Regions from separate parts of the Homo sapiens genome. Here all the other regions are linked to region 3. Evidence: read pairs that join two places in POLR2A ChIA-PET (ENCODE). Cell type or tissue: PC-9. All regions are shown on one strand. Region 1 has its middle 17 kb from the start of KAT5. Region 2 has its middle 9.0 kb from the start of MIR612. Region 3 overlaps MALAT1 (metastasis associated lung adenocarcinoma transcript 1).

Region 1 (2,500 bases), 190 kb after region 3:
ACTGCAAAAGAGGTAGAGGGTGGTCAGATGCACTCCAAATAACTCACCCAGTTCCAAAGTTTGCTGTCTTCTTCAGAGGTCACTTGCTTTGTACCAGTGAAACACTGAAGGTGGCAGATGTCATGCTGGGAGGTGAAAGGAAGACTCTTCCAAAAACAAAAGCATTTTTGGCAGCTGCCGGGAAGTTCCATGATGTTCCTGTCGCTAGCTATGAGCGGCTGGCACTCACAGGTGACCCCATGCCTCACCCAGGAGCATAACTAGGCTATCCAGCTCAGACTCACCTAGGGCGGGCAGCACTTCCCCATATGGGTCACCAAAATTGTAACTGAAATGCAGGTTCAGTTGCTTGCTGCTTGCAGAGTCCAGTTAATGAGAGTAAGGTCTGGTATAAAGAAAGAGACTTTTTATTCCAAAGCTAACTTAGGGGAAGAAGTACAGGCTTCCTGCCTTAAGGGCAGTACTTTGGCTTTGGAGCAGAAAGCGGGCTCTTTTAATGTGGGAGAGGAAGCAAGCAGGTGCGGGATCTGCTGACTCCCTTTGGTGCCTTATCTACTGGGCAGTCACGTTGGTAACTGCTGGCATCTTCATGGGTTGTAAAAGTGGCCAAAGACTTTCCAGGTGGGAGACAGTCTTGTAGTGGGCATACTTGAGGTCGTAGATGGACTGTTGTCTCTGGAGGCAACCTCCTAGTGGGAGAGAGTTTCATAGTGGGCATACTTTGGGTTGCAAATGGACTGTTATCTCTGAGACAGTCGCTTGGTGGGAGAGCGTTCTGCCCTGGAGCCTCTAAGCACATGGTTAGATGAACTTGTCCTGTGGGGAGTGTCTGGTGAAGGGGAGCTGAAAGGTTATAATTGCATTGGTTAATTAGGAAGTGGCGAATAGGAGAAATGGAGAAAAGAGAAAAGAAGAGAAAAGAAAAAAATAATAGTAACTTATTCTCTTTTTCTAAGAAAAATGGGAATACTTGGTTAAAATCACAGCACTTTTTTGGGAGACTGAGGCAGGCTTGGTGGCACGCAGCTGTAATCCCAGCTACTCAGGAGGCTGAGGTGGGAGAATCACTTGAGCCTGGGAAGTTGGGGCTCCAGAGAGCTGTGATTGTGCCACTGCACCCCAGCCTAGGTGACAGAATTAGACCGTCTCAAAAAATAAAATAATAAAAAACCCTGAAAGTTTATTGTCATTATTGATGTACTTACTATTTCCACAAATGATCCAGTTTAACACAGAGTTTAGGTTAATAAAACAATGTAAATATTGTCAGTAGCACAATCTAGAGAGCTTCTTTTTTTTTTTTTTTTTTTTTTTTTGAGACAGAGTCTTGCTCTGTTGCCCAGGCTGGAGTGCAGTGGTGTGATCTTGGCTCACTGACACCTCCGCCTCCTGGGTTCATGCGATTCTCTTGCCTCAGCCACCCTAGTAGCTGGGGTTACAGGCGCCTGCCACCAAGCCTGGCTCATTTTTGTATTTTTAGTAGAGATGGGGTTTCACCATGTTGGCCAGGCTGGTCTGGACCTCCTAACCTCAAGTGATCTGCCCGCCTCAGCCTCCCAAAGTGCTGGGATTACAGGCATGAGCCACTGTGCCCAGCCCCAGATAGCTTTTTTTGTTGGAGATGTTTGTTCTAAGAGGGAAGAAACTAGGCCTGAAGCCTTTCTGTGTGCATAAGCGACTTGGAATCAAGATATCTGTCATTTTGTATTTAACACAAATGAGAAACATCGGTACCAGTTATGGATTTAATATCTGTTTCTGCAGCTCTTTTAAAAATACCACCTTTTGCATCTCTGGATATTGCTCTCCACTCCCCATGATTATTTGGAAGTATATGAATCCAAATTGTATGAAATTGCCGGGCACACCCCCATGGTGGCAAACGTCTACAGTTCTAGCTACTGGGAAGCCTGAGGCGGGAGGCTCGCTTCAGCCCTGGAGTTCTAGGCTACAGTGCACTATGCCCATTGGGTGTCTGCACCAAGTTCAGCTTCAATAGGGTGACCTTCTGGGAGCAGGACCACCACGTTGCCTAAGAGGGGTGAACCTGTCCAAGTCGGAAAGGAGTGGGTCCAAACTCCTGAGCTGATCAGTAGTGGGATCGTGCCTGTGAGCAGCCGCAGTACTCCAGCCTGAGCAACATAGCAAGACCCTGTCTCTTAAAAAAAATTATATCATACTAGAAAAGTGCACTTTGGGTATCTAAAGAAGCACTCACACACCTTTCTGTCTGCCAACCAGTTTGTTTACTTTACATGTGGTCCGTCCTGGTTCACTGGGCCCTAGGAACCAGCCCCCTCTGGCCCATCTCCAGCACAGTAACAATAGCCAATGTTTATTGAGTCTAGGCTGTGTGCCAGATGTTGATCTAAAATAGATGTTGCTCTAAATAATAGGCTATTGTTTGAGGCTGAGTGCAGTGGGTGATGCCTATAATCCCAGCACTTTGGAGGTCGCAGCGGTAGGATTGCTTCAGGTCAGGAGTTTGAGACCAGCTGGG
Region 2 (2,500 bases), 54 kb before region 3:
ATTAAGGGCGGTGCAAGATGTGCTTTGTTAAACAGATGCTTGAAGGCAGCATGCTCGTTAAGAGTCATCACCGCTCCCTAATCTCAAGTACCCAAGGACACAAACACTCTGCCTAGGAAAACCAGAGACCTTTGTTCACTTGTTTGTCTGCTGACCTTCCCTCCACTAGTGTCCTATGACCCTGCCAAATCCCCCTCTGCGAGAAACACCCAAGAATGATCAATAAAAAAAAAAAATAGAGATGGAGTCTCACTACATGACCCAGGCTGATCTTGAACTCCTGGGCTCAAGTGATCCTCCATCCTCAGCCTCCCAAAGTGCTGGGATTACAGGTGTGAGACACCCTCCCCAGCCTTTTTCTTTTTTTTTCATTATAGATTCAGGGGGTCCATGTGCAGGTTTGTTTTACAGATATATTGCATAATGCTGGGGTTTTGGCTTCTGGTGAACCCAGCACCCAAATAGTGAACATGGTACCCAATATGTAGTTTTTCAACCCTTGCCCCTCCCGCTCTGTTCCCACTCTTGGAGTCCACAGTGTCTGTCATTTCCATCTTTATGGCCATGTATACCTATTGTTTAGCTCCCACTTACTATATAAGTGAGAACATGTGGTATTTGAGTTTGTTTCTGCATTAACTCAGGATAATGAACTCCAGCTGCATCCACTTGCTGCAAAGGACGTGATTTCATTCTTTATGGAAGAGCCCCACCCCTACACCCCATGGTCCGCTGCGTCCGACTGGTGGAAGCAGGATCTGTGGTGAGATACCTCAGCACAAGCATATGCAGGCCTGTGGTAGACGCCGGAAGTAGGGCCCTTTGTCTCCAAGAATGGGCAGACTCTCAACAGGTGAAAGAAAAACAGTACTCCAGGTAGGGGCCAAGCAGAAGCAACAGGTCAAAGAAAGGCCTGGAAGTGGAAAAGCCCTGGGTTCAGTTTGCTAAGAGCCCAGGAGACTAGCTGGATACAAGGCCGGAAGAAGGGTGGGGCTCTGATGCACCAGCTTCTCCAATCTTCCTGGCTCCAGGGAGGAGATGCATTTGAACAATCCTGAAAAACTTTTGGATCCCAAGTCTGACTCAACATTGTGACTTGCTTACTCCGTGTCACTCTTCTAGATGCTTTTGAAATATATTATCATAACAATGAGTAAGTTCTATTTCCATTCTCAGAAAAGAAAACTGATTCAAGATTGTGTAACTTGCTGCTTCTGGTTGGTGAGATTTAAAAAAAAAAAAAAGATTATGTAACTTGTTCAAAGTCATATGGATTACAAACTATAGCGCAGGGACTTAATTTCAGTCTGGCTCCAAAATCTGAACTATTAACAATATTTAAAAGTCTGCTGGGTGGGTGCGGTGGCTCATGCCTGTAATCCCAATCCTTTGGAAGGCTGAGGTGGGTGAATCACTTGAGGTCAGGAGTTCGAGACCAGCCTGGCCAACATGGTGAAACCCGTCTCTACTAAAAATTCAAAAATTAGCCGGGCGTGGTGGCATGCACCTGTAATTCCAGCTACTCAGGAGGTTGAGGCAGGAGAATCGCTTGAACCCAGGAAGCGGAGGTTGCAGTGAGCCAAGATCATGCCACTGCACTCCAGCCTGGACCACAGAGTGAGACTCTGTCTAAAAAAAAAAAAAAAAAAAAAAGTCTGTCTTGACCAGGCGCAGTAGTTCCTGCTTGTAATCCTGGCACTTTGGGAGGCCAAGGAGGTTGGATCGCTTGAATCTAGGAGTTGGAGACCAGCCTGGGCAACGTGGCAAAACCGCATCTCTACAAAAAATACACACACACACACTAGCCAGGAGTGGTGGCGCATGCCTATAGTCCCAACTACTTGGGAGGTTGAGGTGAGAGGATCGCTTGAGCCCAGGAGGCAGAGGTTGCAGTGAGCTGATATTGTGCCATTGCACTCCAGGCTGGGTTAAAAAGCCTCTCTGGGGCTGGGTGCGGTGGTTCATGCCTGTAATTCCAGCACTTTGGGAGGCCGAGGTGGGCGGATCACGAGGTCAGGAGTTCGAGACCAGCCTGGCTAACATGGCAAAAGCTTGTCTCTACTAAAAATACAAAAATTAGCCAGGCATAGTGGCGTGAGCCTGTAATCCCAGCGTCTCGGGAGGCTGAGGCAGGAGAATCACTGGAACCTGGGAGGCGGAGGTTGCAGTGAGCCAAGATCACACCACCACACTCCAGCCCAGAGTCTTGCTCTGGGCAACAGAGCAAGGCTCCCGGGGGGCGTGGTGGGGAGCGTCTCCGGGACAGTGTTTTCCCAGCTTTCCCGTTTTGGCTTTCTGCAGACACACTCATCACTGTGTTATGTGACAGTCCATACATTTCTCGAAATCTTTCAAGTCAATAATTATTTTTACCCAGCATTACAGAATTGAAAAGTTAGGCTCAGAAAGGGCAAATTCTGATTTGGGCTTCAGACCTAGATTTTTTCCTACAATAAATGATGTAACTATTCTGCCTTAAGAATCTTCTAGCATTTCTCTT
Region 3 (2,500 bases):
AGGACTCTTTCTGTATTTCTCCTTTTCTCTGCAGGTGCTAGTTCTTGGAGTTTTGGGGAGGTGGGAGGTAACAGCACAATATCTTTGAACTATATACATCCTTGATGTATAATTTGTCAGGAGCTTGACTTGATTGTATATTCATATTTACACGAGAACCTAATATAACTGCCTTGTCTTTTTCAGGTAATAGCCTGCAGCTGGTGTTTTGAGAAGCCCTACTGCTGAAAACTTAACAATTTTGTGTAATAAAAATGGAGAAGCTCTAAATTGTTGTGGTTCTTTTGTGAATAAAAAAATCTTGATTGGGGAAAAAAGATGGGTGTTCTGTGGGCTTGTTCTGTTAAATCTGTGGTCTATAAACACAGCACCCATAATTACAGCATAATCTTCAAGTAGGGTACGGACTTTGGGGGATTGGTGCGAGGGTAGTGGGTGAGTGGCCTACTAAAAAGCCCAGTAACCCCCACAGGAAAATAGGGAACTTCTTTTTAAGTAGCCTCCTTTCCACTATTTAGTAATTGGCTGTGAGCTGGGCTGGGGGAGAAATGGGGCGGGGTGTGTGTGTCATTGGAAAGCTCTCTTTTTTGTTTTTTTGAGACAGTCTCACTTTGTCCCCCAGGCTGGAGTGTAGTGGCATGATCTCTGCAAACTGCAACCTCCACTTCTGGGGTCCAAGTGGTTGTCCTGCTTCACCCTCCCTGTAGCTGGGACTACAGGTGCACACCACCACGCCTGGCTAATTTTTGTATTTTCAGTTAGAGACGTGGTTTTACCATATTGGCCAGGCTGGTCTCAAACTCCTGACCTCGTGTGATCCACCCGCCTGGGCCTCTGAAAGTGCTGGGATTACAGGTGTGAGCCACCAAGCCTGGCCGATCCTTTTAAGTTTTTAAACCAGTTAAGCTCTTTGGTTCCCCCTCAGAGTCCCAAGGTCCTGGGTCACTCAGGATCACATTTTCCTTTAATCAGTTGTCACTGGTCCCCTTTTGTCCCTTTGAACGTGCTGTGGGATTAGTAGCAGCATCTGGCTGTTGGAAGGACTGGCTGGGATCTCAGGTGAAATACCCTCCCTGGCCCTCCTTACCCTTAAGATCTCCCTGAAAAGTCAGACCTTGCTTATTGGAGTTTGAGATGCATTCTAGTAAACCCAGACCTACCAGAGAGAGGGACCCACGTCTGAAGAATCTTCCAGCCTGGGGAACCTGTGACTGGCCACACCCTTAGCCTAATGGAGGGGCCTCAGAAGCAGAACTACCTTTTTTTTTTTTTTTAATGGTATTACATTTTGCAAATGGAGAGGTAGACTCTGATTGGGCCCCTTTTGACAACGCAGCAGAGCTGAGGTTTGAATCCTAGTCAGTCAACACTTCAACCCCTATGTTGCTGTTTCTTCAATGTCTAGAATGTTCTGATAGATGAAGCAATGGCCCGGCAGGTCAGCAGCACACCAACCCCCAACCTACCCAGCCTGTATAGGCCTTGGCCACAGGAGCTTTCTCTTCCCTTGAAGTGATCTAATGGGGGATGGGGTATCTGTCTCGCTGGTTATGAAAGAAGCTGAGCTAGGTGCTCTCCTAAGTTGCTTAAGTGTCTTCTGAATTGATGCCCAGTCAGTTTCGTATGGAGAAAGGTCTCTGTTTTTCCAAAGCAGAAGGTTCTGTGGAAGCACAAATACTTTACTGGAGAGCAAAGGAGTACGAGTAGGAATTGGGGGCCACGCACAGTGGCTCACGCCTATAATCCCAGGACTTTGGGAGGCCGAGGTGGGCAGATCACCTGAGGTCAGGAGTTCGAGACCAGCCTGACCAACATGGAGAAACCCCATCTCTACTAAAAATACAAAATTAGCCGGGCGTGGTGGCGTATGTCTGTAACCCCAGCTATTCGAGAGGCTGAGGTAGGAGAATCGCTTGGACCCGGGAGGCGGAGGTTGCAGTGAGCTGAGATTGCGCCACTGCACTCCAGCCTGGGCAACAAGAGCGAAACTGTCTCAAAAAAAAAAAAAAAAGAAGAAGAAAGGCTGGGCACGGTGGCTCAAGCCTGTAATCCCAGCACTTTGGGAGGCCGAGGCGGGCGGATCACGAAGTCAGGAGATTGAAACCATCCTGGCTAACACGGTGAAACCCCGTCTCTACTACACACACACACACACACACACACACACACACACACACACACACAATTTGCTGGGCGTGGTGGAGGGCGCCTGTAGTCCTAGCTACTCGTGAGGCTGAGGCAGGAGAATGGCGTGAACCTGGGAGGCGGAGCTTGCCGTGAGGTGAGATCGGGCCACTGCACTCCAGCCTGGGCGACAGAGCGAGACTCCGTCTTAAAAAAAAAAAAAAAAAAAAAAAGAGTAGGAGCTGGGCATTCGCCAGGGGCTACGTAGTTCCTGGAGTTGAGGAAGTTCTCCAGGATTGAAAAATGTAAAGATCAGACACTGATCACAGCAACAGGAGGAGGCAGAAAAGTAGGCCGGAAGTCATTTCCACCCTCT

Evidence for each region. Peaks named below come from ENCODE experiments on the same cell type or tissue, not always from the same donor. Only the 100,000 strongest peaks of a DNase experiment are listed, where the experiment ranks them.
Region 1: POLR2A ChIA-PET joins it to region 3 with 23 read pairs; 5 of 35 experiments call an interaction of 5 or more read pairs at or near these places.
Region 2: POLR2A ChIA-PET joins it to region 3 with 11 read pairs; 34 of 35 experiments call an interaction of 5 or more read pairs at or near these places.

Annotation. Positions count from the first base shown.
Region 1 is chr11:65,693,678-65,696,177 of GRCh38, forward strand. It overlaps the pseudogene RN7SL309P. Among named protein-coding and RNA genes, the nearest start is that of KAT5, 17 kb to the right of the region's middle. In PC-9, no CTCF peak of the experiment used is centred here; no DNase peak of the experiment used is centred here.
Region 2 is chr11:65,452,225-65,454,724 of GRCh38, forward strand. No RefSeq gene overlaps it. Among named protein-coding and RNA genes, the nearest start is that of MIR612, 9.0 kb to the left of the region's middle. RefSeq lists an enhancer at 2,477-2,500. In PC-9, no CTCF peak of the experiment used is centred here; a DNase peak (open chromatin) is centred at 1,127; H3K4me3 peaks cover 160 bases; H3K27ac peaks cover 1,805 bases.
Region 3 is chr11:65,506,200-65,508,699 of GRCh38, forward strand. It overlaps MALAT1 (metastasis associated lung adenocarcinoma transcript 1), which reads left to right. Exons shown (of 1, transcript NR_002819.5): 1 at 1-317. It also overlaps TALAM1. Among named protein-coding and RNA genes, the nearest start is that of MALAT1, 8.4 kb to the left of the region's middle. RefSeq lists enhancers at 573-672, 1,173-1,482, 1,195-1,876, 1,593-1,662. In PC-9, no CTCF peak of the experiment used is centred here; DNase peaks (open chromatin) are centred at 1,502 and 2,342; H3K4me3 peaks cover 1,956 bases; H3K27ac peaks cover 2,500 bases.